2 separate regions of the Homo sapiens genome follow, and region 1 is linked to region 2. The links are chromatin loops, found by intact Hi-C in ENCODE. Cell type or tissue: sigmoid colon. All regions are shown on one strand. Links, peaks and the distances in the headings refer to the core of each region. The heading gives the core; the rest is flanking DNA.

What was found. Hi-C counts contacts between places; a loop is a spot of excess contacts. Peaks named below come from ENCODE experiments on the same cell type or tissue, not always from the same donor. Only the 100,000 strongest peaks of a DNase experiment are listed, where the experiment ranks them.
Region 1: a loop joins it to region 2, with 2.3 times the contacts of the local background. A loop is called at or near these places in 1 of 110 quality-filtered maps.

The regions. Positions count from the first base shown.
Region 1 is chr5:147,747,474-147,754,762 of GRCh38, forward strand. The region is part of intron 1 of JAKMIP2 (janus kinase and microtubule interacting protein 2); the gene reads right to left. Among named protein-coding and RNA genes, the nearest start is that of JAKMIP2, 32 kb to the right of the region's middle. In sigmoid colon, for the core only: no CTCF peak of the experiment used is centred there; a DNase peak (open chromatin) is centred at 4,148.
Region 2 is chr5:147,665,913-147,673,997 of GRCh38, forward strand. JAKMIP2 (janus kinase and microtubule interacting protein 2) reads right to left here. Exons shown (of 22, transcript NM_001270941.2): 2 at 5,766-6,042. The coding sequence starts at 5,894. Among named protein-coding and RNA genes, the nearest start is that of JAKMIP2-AS1, 110 kb to the left of the region's middle. RefSeq lists an enhancer at 5,936-7,135. In sigmoid colon, for the core only: no CTCF peak of the experiment used is centred there; a DNase peak (open chromatin) is centred at 3,409.

The DNA.
Region 1 (7,289 bases), core at 1,145-6,144, 81 kb after region 2:
GCTAAATAGAAAGAAGCTGACTCTGATCTGATGCAGTCTCAGGGCCACTTGGTCTACCTCAGGACCCCATTATAAGTCACATAAACAAATTCCATAGCTGGCTACTAGTCTTCTCCTTCCCAGGCTCTTGTGTCCCGCAGACCATCTTCCAGGTGCCATCAAAACTACTACCTGAGAGACTGTCCACTCAGAATCAGTAAGAATGTAAGGAATCACCAGATTCCATACATTTTATTTAAACTGCCCCAGCATTTCACCTCAGCCTACCTTTTTTAGGCTTATTGTTCCAGACTACTTCCCTCATGCTATGCTCTAGCCAAATTGAACTCCCACTGTTCTCTCCTATATGCCCTGTGTTTTCCTGCCTTTGTATCTTTGCATAAGCTATCTACTTTGTCTAGAATGTGTAAACACAAAAATCCTCTCAAAACTTTGGTTGCTTAACTATTGACTTGCTGGCATATATTCTTCAAGGTGCATCTCATCTGCTGCCTGTTCTGAGGGGCCATTTTTCCATACTTTATTATTGATAACAATAATTGGGAACATTGACTGAATGACTGAATGCTGAGACTATTCCGAGCACTCTGCTAAAGGTTTCATAGACTTATCTCACAAAATGATAAAAGTATAACATAATGTTGTAGAGTACAGAATGCCAGGGTTCAAATCCTGGCTCTACTTCTTGTTGGCTGTATGAGCTTGGATGTTTATTGACATTCTGTGTCTTCACGTGTGAAATGTGGATAATGATAATACAGCTAATACCAAATAGAGTTACTATGAGGAATATGTGAAATAATATATATATATAAATCCCACAGAACAGTTTCTGGCCAATTCTAATTATAAATACCTGATGCTGTTATTATAGTACCTCACAATATGCTACAAGGTAGATGTCATCATTATTCCTGATACAGGAGGTAGAAGGAAATTATTTAGGTAGATAGCGAGGGTAAAAGAATCCTCGGCAGAATTTCCCTTTTAACAAAAAGCAGCCCCAAATCATTTCTTTTCTAACAAAGAGCAGCTTGAAAAATTGAGCTGCAGACATAGATAAGCAAGCTGGAAGTTTGCACAGATGAATACTGGCAGCTGTGCCAATAGAAAAGGGCTACCCGAGGGCCAGGTATGTTCAACATGGAGATGCTGTCTTTCCTTTTCTTTGTCACCACATGTACAATAAAGAAACAGGCAACCTGGCACTGGCCAGGTAGAGAACCCATCTGCAAAATAAAAGCTTAGGGTGGGGGTGGCCATGCAAATGGCACACCTAGCCCTAACCAGTTTTTCATACCTTATGCAAATAGCACACTTGGTCTGACCAATCTTTTGTGCCCTATCTAAATCAGACACCACCTCCCCAAGCTCATCCATAAAACCCCTTGCATTTCACTGTGAACCAGAAGACCTGCTTGGGACTCCTCTCTCTGGAAGACAGAGGTTTTCTCTTTCTTTTGCCTATTAAACCTCCACTCTTAACCTCACTCTTCGTGTGTCTGCATTGTTGGTTTCCTTGGCATGAGACAACGAACCTCGGTTATTACCTCAGATGAATGATGCCGCTTCATTCCCACTTAAGAGATGAGAAAATTGAAGCTCAAAAAGGTTGAAAACATGTCCTAAGTTACATGGCTGATAAGTGACATCTAGAACACACATATAAATTTGTCAATTTGAAGCCTCTTATTTTCTGCAATATAGACAAACTGGTTGTCTTTTTGATCTAGGAATTTTCCTTAGGGCTAAACAATAACAGCAAAAAAAAAAAATTCACTAACATTTATTGAATATTTACTATGTGCCAGGCATAGTACTCAACACTACTCATGCATTATCCTACTTGATTCTTACAGCAGAATGAGCAAAAGGAACCCTTTTTAATCCTTATTTTATAGAGGAAGAAACTTTGCTTTAGAGAAACTTGTTCAGTCACACAGCTTACATGTGACAGAGCTAGAAGTCAAACCCTGGCTCTTACCTAAAACAACATCCTGCCTAGTGGAAGCTATTCCCTTACTCTTCTTTTCTTCCAGTTCTCTTAGTGGTAGCTACTTCTGTGTCACTTGACACTCTGTGAGTTGTGCATATATCACACACTCCTGCTAACCTGCCAGTCACCTGAAGAGTAGGACCCTGCCCTATACACCATCGCCTACCTAGAAATGTCTTCCAAGTAGTGGATGCCTAATAAATGTTGGACTGAATTCAATGTCACATTGGAAGTTGGATTATAAAGAATCAAATGGTGCATAAAAATATTTTGCATATATGCTAACACTTTAAATTATAATGGCAGGAGGCTTGAGTCCAGTTCCTTTATGGATGAACAATGAATGAGAAAAAACTGTTGCAATAGTTAAGAAGCTCAGCCCTGAAATTGGATTGAGCTGATTATCTTGCCCCATACTTATAAATGTTTTTGTTTGTTGGTTTGACTTATCCATTCCAAACCAGTTTCCCCATCTATAAATAGAAGATAAGAATAATATTTCCCTTTTAGGTTTGTTGATAGGATTAAAAGAATATTCATGAAAACTACTTGGGATCATGACTCATACATGGTTAGCACTCAGCAAGTTTGCTTCATAAATAAAAACTGATTTTTAAAAAGTCAAATAATTACAGAATAGCTCCTTATCATCCCAGCAATTACACGTCTAGATCTAATATCTTCCTCAGGAAAGATCACAACCATTGCGAAATAAACTTAAGTGAAGATGAGGGAAGAGAAAATAAAACACTCACTTGGGAAAGGTGCTCTGAAAGGGCCAAGCATGTGAGAAATGGCAGGAAGGAGGCCATTTTGTGGTAAACAGCTGCGTTCTTAACCCAAGGGACACAATCCTCATATGACGCCTTTGTGTTGTTAAGATGTGTGATAAAGGCCCCATGGGGAGGGTTTTCCTTTGTTCTCCAGTCTCATGGAGAGATCACATGTTATACTCACTTATTTAGAGACTCTCATCTCTAATTTGTTAAGAGCTGCAAGATTAAGACTGATGTAAAGTCTGAAGGCCAATAAGAAAAAATGAGTAAGCACACCCATTTCCCAAGGAAGATATCACTCATGGTGCCAGAAAATACACACACACACACACACACACACACACACACAAAAGAAACCTATATTACATGAAATTGCAGCATTTGAAGGTTTCTATTATGAACTGCACTGTGTTTTCCCAAAATTTATACGTTGAAGCCTTAACCCCGATCCCAACGTGGCTGTATTTGGAGATAAGAAGGTAATGAAGGTTAAGGAAGGTCTTGAGAGTGGGATTCTAGTCTGATAATATTGGTATCCTTATCAAGAGAGGAAGAAACACCAGAGATCTCTCTCCTAGTGCACAGAGAGGAGGCCATTGGCAAGCCAGCAAGAAAGGCCTCACCAGAAACCAACCCTGTAATTACCTCGACATCGGACTTCCAATCTACAGAACTGTTGAGAAAAAAATTCTGCTATTTAAGCCACCCAGTCTGTGGTTTTCTATTGCGGCAGCCCAAGTAGAATCATCCACTAACATTTGTATTAAATTCTTTCCCATCCACCTATACAAGTGATGGTTATATTTTCCCTGTTAAAAGTCAGAATGACTTTTTTTTTTTTTTTGAGACGGAGTCTCACCCTGTCGCCCAGGCTGGAGTGCAGTGGCATGATCTCCACTCACTACAAGCTCCGCCTACCGGATTCAAGTGATTCTCCTACCTCAGCCTCCCAAGCAGCTGGGATTATAGGCTCGTGCCGCCAGGCCCGGCTAAGTTGTTTTTTTGTTGTTGTTTTTTTTTTTTTTTGTATTTTTAGTGGAGATGGGGTTTCACCATGTTAGCCAGGATGGTCTCCATCTCCTGACCTCGTGATCCGCCCTCCTCCGCCTCCCAACGTGCTGGGATTTCAGGCGTGAGCCAGCATGCCCGACATGGATGACTTTTAAGAGAAAGGACTTTTGTATCTCTTTCAAGTCAAGTGGTGTGTTTGGGAGATGTAGTTTGGCTTTCCTACTTTAAACAAAAAGAAAAATTAATTACTCCCCCTCCCCCCACCCCCTTCACATAACCCTTGTTTTGTAAAGTGTCTTTATTAGGAGTCTCTTCCATAAGTACCTCCCTCTAGACATTAAGCAAGGGCACAGGGCCACAGGGAGACAAAGACCAGCTACACAGCCAAAAGCAGTGTGCGCTCAGCAATAACACAGGCTCTTTGTTAGAGGAATTTTACTCTTTTTCCTTCTGAAATTCTTTCTGGTCGAAAAAGTTTTTACAATTCCATCTCCTTAGGCCAGCCACACTTGGCACATTTGGGCAAGGAGGGTGGCATAAAGGTGTGGCCTGCCCTGATGGATGAGGTTCTGTAGGACTGCAGGCTTAAGTGGTGCTGTGGCTTACACTGATAGAGAGTACTCATCTGTTTATTCTCCCTTCCAAAAAGTATTTTTGAGGATCTGGGTTAGAGCAGTCAAGCAATAGCCAAAGTCTGCCGTCAGCTTATAAACTAGTATGAAAATACAGACTACCATATAAAAGCAACCAAATTAATAAATAAGAGACTTTCTGATGATGGGGAGTACTACAGAAAAGAACATAAAATAGAGGAATGGATGACTGTAAGTTGTCATTTGGAATGAGTCTGCATTGGGATCAGGAAGGCTTCTCTCAGGGATGACATCTGATACATAAGGAGGAATCAGTCATGCTGAGATGGGGAAGGCGAATTCCAGGCAATTAGTACAGAGGCCCTGTCAAGGGAATTACCTCGTTTTGTTTAAAAATCTGGATGAAGTATGGAGTGCCTGGGGCCAAAAGGGGTGCTGGATCAACTAGGCCATGCAGACCAAACTGAGTACTGTAAACTTAGTGCCTGAGAAATCATTGCAGGGGTTAGAGTTAAGTGAGTGACATGACCATATTTCATTTTAACAAGGATCACCCTGACTATAATACAATGACCCACAGGCCAAATCCAGCCTGCAGCCTACTTTTGTAAATAGTTTGACTGGGACACAGCTATGTCCAGTCATTTAAATATTGTCTATAGCTGCTTTTGTGCTACAACAGGAGAGTTAAGTGGTTGTGACAGAGACCTACCTTAAGGCCCACAAAACCTAAAATACTTGCTACTGGGCCTTTGGAGGAAAAGTTGGTTGCATGGCAGCAGGAGGCTGTGCAGTTATCCTTGGTGGAAGTGATGGTGGTGATGATGGCTTGGCCCATGGTGCGGGGTGGCACTATAGATATGGGGAGATGGAGAGATCTAGGACATGATTTGCAAGAAGAGACAACTAAATTTGCTGGTGAATTAAACATCAAGGGAGATAGAGGAGAGGATTGAGAGGACTCAAAATATTTCTAGCTTTTTGGCTAGAACAACTGAGTGGATAAGAAGGCCATCTGCTGAGATGGGGAGTTCTGGGGGAGGGGCAGCTTTGTGGGAAGAGTGAAAATGAAGGACTGCTGGAGAATGTTCAGTTTAAAATGCCTTTTTATAGGGCCTCTCTGTTGTTATTTTCTCAGTCCAGCACAAGAAATTGCAAAGCAACCCAATGACTTTTATCTCCTCCTCATTCTATAACACAAACAAAAGCCATGTGACCAATGGCATTATAGCTGGCACTTCCTTGGATGCTAAACCACAAACTCTCAAGGCAGGGACCATGCCTCTAATTGCTCAAAATTAGATTTCCGTCTCTACCCCAGCACCTGACTCATAGTAGAAGCTCAATAAATATTGGTTTTGAAGTGAAGAAATAGTAACCGGTTACTGAGAACTTACAATGGCATCAGGAACTGAGTAAGGCACTTAATACAAGTTACATTACTTAATCTTTTCAAGAGTTCCTCAAGCTAGTTGCTGCTATATTAATTCTACATACAGATTTAGAAACTGAGGCTTAGAGGAAAGGATGAAAAGCACAGATGCCTTTCCTACAGGGTTGAGTCAGGAAATATGAATGTGTGAAGGGGACCATGTACTGAATAATGGTGACTGGCAAGGCAATGACCTTCCTTAAGTGAGCAATGGCTCCTCAGCTGCCACCGAGCGTTGCTCTGTGCAAATGCAACCACACGATATGGTCAAGTCTGATTTTTCAAGAGAAATTGAAAATCCAGTTTATTTGATAAATATGAAGTTTCTCCATTAAACATAAAATAAATTCTTTAATGCCTGCTCATTGTTCTAGATCAGGCATTAAAGAATTCGGTCTTAGCAACTACCACTCACACATTCCTCAGTGTACTAACCATCTTCCTTGTGGTAGAAAAGCTAATCTACCCCTTAGTAAATATTATTGGTGAGTCTGGTGTAACACATTGTGCCTATGTGCTCAGCAGAATGTATTTTTTTTTTTTTTTTGCTAAAGATGTTTCTTATAATAGCTAAAGGTTCCACTAGGCACTTACTTTTTGGTCTGGAACACTGTAGCCATTTTCAGATGATGACCAGAGTGAAACTCCAAATCATATTGTCTGAGTGGCTAATGAATTCCTGTAGTCCTCCTAACGCAATGATGCAACTACACTGACATCACTGACATCACTGTGCCAACAAACCATGTGATTTTAGAATTAAAGATATTAAATGCTTCTCCTCCCCCTTTTTAAAGATTCAATTCTTGTTACTACCTTTGGTTTATGGTGACAGGTTACTCTACTGATGGTTCCAACTTAAATAATTTCATAAAAGGGAGATTAAAATGCTATCGTTGGCTTATCTTTTCAATTTTCAGCACAACAACCTCTAATTTGTAACAAGGAGAAACATTTAAAGCAAGAGGATGTTTGAAGTGTCCAACAAATTCAATCTGGTGAACAATTAATGAATGACTATTATATGCCAGGATGTGTCCTGGGCCCCAGGATACAAAACAAATAAGCCATTGCCTCTGCCCAGGAGCACTATCTTTCCAGTGGAGGAGGAAGACCCATAAAAATAATATATCGAGACACATGCTATAATAGAAGGATTACAAAATACCCTGGGAACTAAGATAAAAGGATGATTAACAATGAGGACATGGTGGCAGAGCTGAGAGAAGTCTAGCTTAAGGAAAGCTACAGAGGAAAGGTTACAACTCAGCTCTCACTTTAAGGATGACTAGAGTTTCAGAATTCAAGTCATAAGAGTTGCATTTTGGGTGATACAAGCAAACAGCTACTAAAAGTTTACCGTGAGTGAGGTATTATTGCACTCATAACTCATTCCTCACAACCCAATTAAGATTGGGTTTTCAGTCTCCACTTTTCATATTAAGAAAGTGAGGCCCAGAAAGGTGAAGTAATTTATCCAG
Region 2 (8,085 bases), core at 1,248-6,247:
GAACTGAAGAGGAGATGAAGGAAATTATTTTTAAAAAAGTAAAAATACAGGTGCATGAAACATGTATTCCAGCCTGAAGACAAAAACAAAAACAAACACTGTCTATCCCTTAAAATAATCCATGAAAACTAGAGAAAATTCAAAGGAACTGAGTAACATTTGACATGTTTTTATGTTTACTTATTTTGGTTGTCATGAAAACTGACATTTTTTTGCAGGATTTCTAGTTATGGCTTCTTTTTAAGTCTGGAAGAAGTGTTTTATTCTGAAGAAAAGCCAAACAATGTGACTGAAATTTTTGGGGAAAAAGGCCAATAAAAATTTTCTGAAAATTATTTGCAGTGCAGATGGCACCACTAAGGATATAGATTTAAATCTTAATATAAATCTTAAAATGAATATACAAAATTATAAACTATTCCTGAGTAACAATGAAAATATAAAGATGATAATACTTTGAAATGAAGAAAATTATTTAGTAGAAGAAAGAAACCAATTTTGATACATGGAGATGTTTTACGGAGAAAAATTTCAGCTCAACCATATAATAGCTAGCATTTATTGAGGGTTTAATATGAGTTAGGCAACTTTCTAAACAGGCTTTACACACATCAGTCCATTTAACCTCCCGGGCGGCTCTATGATGTAGGAAGTCTTTGTTTCATCACAAGTTGTGATAAGAAAAGTGAGAAACAGTCTTTACATAAGAACAATGTAAAGAAGACTCACTAAAGTACATTGTGGGCCAGGAGCTGGCTCCAGGTAAGTTCCTACACCTCCTTGTTTGCTCTGAAACCTTGGACACCTCGTATTTGCACCTGAAACCTTGCTTCACCTCTGTCAGCCTCAGTTTTCTCATCTGAAAACTGGGATTGTCGATATCATTCTCTTACGGCTATTGTGATGATTGATATAGGCAATGGATCAAAAGCTCTTTAGAAAAGCTGGAACACATTAGAGATTAATAACTATTAATACATGGTGGATATTATAATATAATTTTAATAAATACTGTGTATATATTAATATTATACACTATTACATTAATACCAACAACATAAATATAAAAGTACCCATATCATCCTGATAAGACTAACATTACTATATTACATTATTAAGATGGTAACTGTTTTTCCAACAGAAAGAGATGTTCAAAGATAAAGCTGAGTTTCTTCAGTACGTATTGTGTTCTCTGGCATTGGCAGCATCTAATCTTGACGTGGAAGACACTTGGGGTGCGTATGGGCCTAAAGAGTGGTGCGGGGTGGGGCAGGGTGAAGGGGAGAGCACTCGGTAGGGCTTTGAATGATGGGTTTCCAAATCCTTTCTACCCTAGAGGTTCTATGGGAAAAAAGATCATTAGAAAAGTTTAATCCTACCAAGGAAAGGTTACACTATGACAGGGAAAAAAGAATTTATGACTATCTTGCACAGACCTCATGTTGTATTTTTCTATTCTGTCCTACTTCTGGTCTAGCCTTTGCAAAATGCCAATGTAAATTCTGCCAAGAGAAAGATAGTGATGATTTGAGCTTCAAAAGTGATCTTAGAAATGTAGGATTAAAAATTGGACAGCTCAGTCAAAGGTAAGGAAAAGGTTGAGAGGTTATCAAGGCAAGCTAAGCTAACATAAACTTTGGCCTGGATTATCTGCATTGGATGTTCCTGGAGGAACACAGTAAACTGGCAGGGATTTTCATGGGCACAAAGCAACTCTCAGAGAAGAGGTGTGAAGGAGTCGCTCTAGGAAGATTGCTTACAAGGGAAGTCCTATACAACCTTACACAATCCAGTGCAAAGGATCCTATTTTTAAAATTTCTTGTTTTCAGCTACTTATGCTTCCTGAAAATAGAACTAAAGGAGTAGATAGGAAAATATACCCCATCCCAAATTTGGTACCTGTATCTGGAGGCTGTGGGGACAGTCACTCGAGGATAGAAAATGTTGGTTGATTTTCTGAGAATGCCCTAGAGGCAATAGATGCCTTGAATCAGACAGTGAGCATTACCTTGATCACCACCATCTTACAGAAGACAGGAATTCCCATCGCGGCTCCTCCACCAGCTGTGTCTCTTGGAGCAAATGAGTTAAACAGTTTGAACCTCATTTTCTTCCTCAGTGAAGGCAGAATAGTAATTGCACCCTGTCTTTGTCACGGGCTTGCTCTGATGGTTGTGAGGCTCGATGTGAAAATGCTTTGCAGTTTGAAGGGCTGTGCCAATGGGACAGCTCCTGTCTGGAGCTGATTATTCTCAGTCTTGCAACCCAGGCCTGTTGCCCTTCTGCCTCTGCCCTGAGAACCCTGTTCCCTGCTCCTGTCCATTCATTCCCTCTGTCACTGTGCCCATGCTGTTCACGAAACCATAGTTTATCTCTGAGGGAGAGTAAAAAGCCCTGGGGCAGCCCGTGGCATGTTCATACACACTAACCAATGGATCATGCACTCATGGTGTCCATAGAAGAGACAAATGGGGCAAATACCGCAACTTAGTGGCTCAGGGTGCTGCTCCAAGAAGCAGACAGATCTGGGTGGAAATCCTTTCTCTACCCAAGCCTGGAGTTCTCACCTAAGTGAGTACTGTAACGGTACTTATGCCACAGGGTTTGGGGGAAAGCTGTTAAAGAGAATCATGTGATTTCATTCAACAAGTAATTTTGAGCACCTCCTACAGGCCAGGAAGTTTCCTCATCTGTAAAGTAGGGATGACAATGCCCACCTCAGCAGGTGGAAATGAGGATGGAATGAGATAATGGCATGAAAGCACTTAACATGCTTGACACAAACTAATTGCTCAAAAATTAGCACTCACACATACACCCTTGTGAGGCAGATACTATTATTGTCCCATTTGACAGATGAAGAAGGAAAAACACAGAGGGGTTTTATAACCTTCTCCAGGCCAGTCAGGTGCTAGTGAAGCAGCTGGGACTCTGGCAGGATGAAATGTGCTTATCAGCCCATGACAGATAGTAAACATTCAATAAGTTGTAGCTATTTATATTATCAGCCCAAAGGTCTTAAAATTTGGCTCTATACACAATGGCTGTTCTGTAAATATCAGTGGGATTATTTGTCTTGCTGGATAAATGAATACTGCCCCATTACCCCAAAGGTTTCCACTTTTTAACTTATCCATTCCCTAGTAGCTGAACTGTCATTTTGTCATCAGAGCCTCAGAGCCAACCTGAGAGTATAAATTCACACCTTGGCATTGTTCATATTCTCTCTCTTAAAGCCTGGCCCTTTGAAAATACAATCCTATTTATTTATAATAAAAGTGCTTTATGACTTGTTTGCCCTCTAAATTCCCTTTGCTCTTTGGCGAAGGATGCTGACAGGCAATGAGACTTCCCTTTAGCTCCTGAGCTGGGACCGTAATTAACTGCCAAGGAGAGGGAGCCAGGCAGGGGCAGCCAGCAGAGAAAAGGACGAGGCTGTGTGCTCTCATTTAAGAGGCTGGCTGCCAGTCAATTGTTAGAGGAAGGGGAGATTATGCTTGGCCTGCGGGCTTAGACAACGGTGCCAGGCCCAAGATAAACAGGCAGCCTGGTTCAAACTTGAGAGTTACCCATTTTAAAAGGCTTGAATATGTGGAGTATTGGCAGTGTTGAAGTCCTCAGAGCCTCTGTTTCTGAGAATCTCATCAGTTTGTTCTCTGGAAAGCAGTAGCAGTTTAGGGTTCCCAGTCTCGAGATTGACAAGCTTCTTCCTAGGAATGTAGATTGTCATCCTGTCATAACTGCAATTAAAGGAGTCTGCCTCCCTTGAAGTGTGATGTTGCTGCAGGGAGAGTTAAGGCCAATGAAATGTTCAGAGATTGTCAGACCTGGATGGAATCTTACAGCGAGTGTTTGTCAACACGAAGGCTGGAAGTCATCTGCATCTGTAGTCCATCAGAATTGCCAGGGCTGCTTTACCGAATTACAAGTCCTGGTTCTCACCTCACTACTTTATCAGAATTCTTGGATTGTGGCCTCAGGAATCTCGATATTTAATCAGGTCCCCCAGGTTATACCATTGCACAGTGATGCTTGACAAGCACAAATATGGAGAAGCAGATTCAGTCATCTGAATTACAGATAGAGACACTGTGACATTTAAATTCATCTCCAAGGAGAGATAAAGACAAATAATGCCCCGTGTCTTCTGACTCCCAAACAAATGCTGTTCTAAAATGACATCATGTTCCCTTTGGCTTCAAGGAAACTAAAAAATTTTCTTCACAAACTTTACATTACAGTCTCTTTATCTAAGGTCAAGGCTTAGCTAAGGCAGGGAGCAAGAGGCTTTGGCAGATCCAAAGGCCACTTATTATTGTTAAAATGAAGAGAAATAGATTTTGGGAGAAATAACAAATTAAAATTTAATAATGATGTCAAGGAAGAAGAGGTAGACAAAAATGGAATAAATATATTTGTTGGCTTGTGACTATTGCTTATTGATCAAGAATGTTTTCTTACTGTATAATTATCTAAATAAGGCAACTTTATGCTGTCATGGTGGTCTCTGGTTTGCAAGGAGCGAAAACATCTTATGAATGCTGGAGATTTCAAAATGCTTTCCTAGACATGACCCTCTCTGATATTCATACCACCTTGGTGAGATGTGTGTTTGCTTGTGCATTTAGGCGATGGGATTGAGAGAAGTAAAGAGACTTCTAAGTCTAGTTAGCAACTGACTTAAATCTATGAATATTAAAAAGAATACTAATATTATAATGTTTTGCAAGTTTATTATGTGTCAGGCAGCTCTCTGAGCACCTGACGTAAATTTTTTTGTTCAATCCTCATAAGCACATAATATACTTATCTAATTCATACCTCAGTACAGCTGTGATGTGATGAAGAAACTGAGGTATAAGGAATGCATCATCTTTAAATTATTCCTCTATTCATTCAACAAATACATATTGAGATTTTAAGTTCTGGATATTATTTAGGCTCTAGGGACACTAAGTAAACTGAATTTCTGCTTTTGTAGAGATTGAGGAGTGACAGCACTAAACAAGTAAAAAGCAAATGTATGAATTACTATGAAATAAGCTAAGAATAGGCTATGGGGAGTACCTGACAATGGGGAAGTGTTCTGTTTTAGAGACTGTGGTCAGATGCTTGATGGTTGAGCAGACATCTGAAAGAGGTGAGTGAAGGAGCATGGAGCTGTCCAGGAAGAACAAGTGCAAAGGCCCTAAATGTGATTGGGGTCTCTCTCTTGATCCAGCAAAAATAGGAAACAGAATGATCGAGAGAGAGAAGTGGGAGATGAGTCAAAGAGGGGGATGGAGCTAATATCCTGTAGTGGTAGAGAAAGTCCTTTGAGTCTAAGAGAGATAGGAAGCCCTTGGAAGGTATTGGGCAGTGGAGTAACGTGATGTGCTACATTTCAGAAGGACTTCTCTGAATGCTCTGGGAGTTAATAACCTATAGAGGGCAAGAGTGGAACTTGCCCAAGGTCATGCAACTATTAAGTGTTTGGCGGTGGTAAGGGACACTGTCTGAATTTTCATATCTGGCTTCCTGAACCGGGCTTCCAGAGGAGGCTAAGATCTGTCTAGTGAGTATGCTATTTTCACTTTCTGTGTGTCCTGTGCTCAGTTCCCTCCTGCCACATGCAATAAGCTCTCCATGTTTACAGGGGACGTTGCCCTCTCTGGCAAAGGGCAGGAGTCCACTGGGGTAGGCCAGCAGGCAGAGCTGTGCTCGCTGCATGTGGACACAGCCAGAGCTGCTCTTAATGCCACGACCTCAGGTAGCCCTCGCTCACCTTGGACTTCTCTTGATGCAGCTCTATCTGAATGTCTGTGAGCTTGGTCCTGAGGTCTTCATTGGCAGCTTGAAGGGCAACAATGAGTGCCTCGGGCTTCTCGCCCTTATTTCGCCCTTTCTTGGACATTGTTCCTTTCTAAATGGAGTCTGTTGGTTTTTAATTTCTTTCAAGCAGGTGCTGCCATGTTACTGTTTCTTATCCTGGAGTACGATGTCTCAGCATCTACTGTGTGGTGCTCCTTGGTAAGGTCTCCTCAATCGCTGCCCTGGAAGCCCTGAGAAGAGGCAGAGATAGTAGTTATTGTTTTGGCAAAGACCTGGTCTAAGTGCCAGTCAGTCTACTCTCAGCCTGAGTTACCTGTAAGAGCCTCCTCCTGAGGCTCTCCTATCCTCAGTATCTCCTGTCCACTTGTACGTGAGTTTAGAGTGATTTTTTTTTCAAATAGCTAATTTAATTATATCAATATCTTGCTTAAAATCCTTCACCTGAAGCATAAATCCTTCATCCTTCACTCTTTCATGTCTTGGAGTGTTCTTTTTACCTGAAACTGCTCGCTCTTCTATCCTCATCTCCTCCATGTCACTCACTGATACTCCAAACATAAGGAACATGGTCGTTAAAGGAAGTCACCTATGTGATGACCTCAAAAGGCAGAGAGACCCAACTTTAAGAAAAGCCAATGTATAGAGACAGGATTACATGTAATAGCTAAACTGTGAGAAGTGGGGAATAACTATAAATGAATCACCGGATTAACTGAGTCACTCATATATTCATTCATTCATTCAATCAGTCAATATTGTTAGAGCTCTTTCCATATGCTGTGCTAGGTATAGAATTTGGAAATAGAAAAATAAGTCAGCCTTCCAATGGGAAAAAATTTATCTATCTATCTATCTATCTATCAACGATCTATCTATCTACGTCACCATCCATAATCTGATAAGAGTTTTTTAAAAAATAGGCATGAATTGTTTCAGAAGTATAAACAGTAAACTGTCTTTCCACCTGGGTTGAATAAGAAAGGCTCGCTGAAGAAGACACCGTTGGCTTGGAACTTGAGGAGTGGGTAAGATGATAACAGATGGAGAAACAGGTGAAGCATCCTGGGCAAAGAAAAAAGCAGGTGCCGAGACACAACAGAGAGAAATCACAGTGACTATTTGTGGGAAGAAATAGGGCCTGATTAATTACACCCCTAAATGTGGTTGATGGGCACTAATATTGGAAAGGTTTCCTGGAAAGGATAGATGGCGGGGAGGCCTAGAATTCCAAGCTTAGAATGTTGGAATCTTTTTTCAGCAAGCAATGGGAAAGCTATTGAAGTTCTTGGCAGGTGTGTGCCCTAACAGAGCAGTACTTTGGTGTGGTTATTCTGGTGGCAGAATGGAGAGAGAATGAATGCAAGAAGACCACATAGAAGGCAACTGAATTTGTCCAGGTAAAGAATGATGAAAGCCTAATCAGAATTGTGGCAAGAGGAGAGAAAAGGGGTGGGGGAAGGCAGATGTGTCTTGATTTACAAATTCTTGAATACTTCATAGGAACAAGGGGCCCAGAAAAATAGGAATACTAAATCATTAAAGTCAATGGGAAAAACATGACAAGATCCTAGAGAAAGCTTCTCTTGCAACCTTTCAGAAAATTGGGCATTGTGTATGTTGAGGAGCTTCAGTCCAGAGCTAAGGGGAACTCCTGCTGACCACCCATATGTTCCGGCAGCTGCTGCTCTCTTAAGACCCTTGTATCTAGCACTGACAAGCATGCTGGGATCCTGGGCTTTGTGCCATCTGCTCATGAGCACTGAAGCTATGCTCTTTGGAGTGTGTCCCTGGGGGAAGGGGGCAGGGAGAGGTTAGGAGACAGGAAGGATGAGACTGTCGGCAGCAGTCATAGAACTGTCCACCACATTCCATCCTGTGCTAGATGCTGGAGTTGTCCTTCACGCTTCCTTTGCAAATCTGGCCAAATTATTAAAGTGCAGGGCTGCGAGGTCTCTGAGAGGCCATCTTTTTTTGCTTTTAGTCTTGGAATGAATTCAGCAAGCACATATTGAACATTTGTGTGACCAGCACCAATAGGCAAAAGGATAAATAAGATAGTACTTAAACTCAAGTAGGTAGTGAGTGAGTAAATTCACATATATATATATATATCTATCTAACAGGTTTCTCTCTATATATTTGATTTCTAAATGTTGTTGTTGTTCTGGGCTTTTCCAGAGGACCTCCACCAGCCTCCTACGTAGTTATGACCCACAGTTCTATATCCACAGCCCCGACCATTATGCAAACACTAGACTTGTATATACATACAA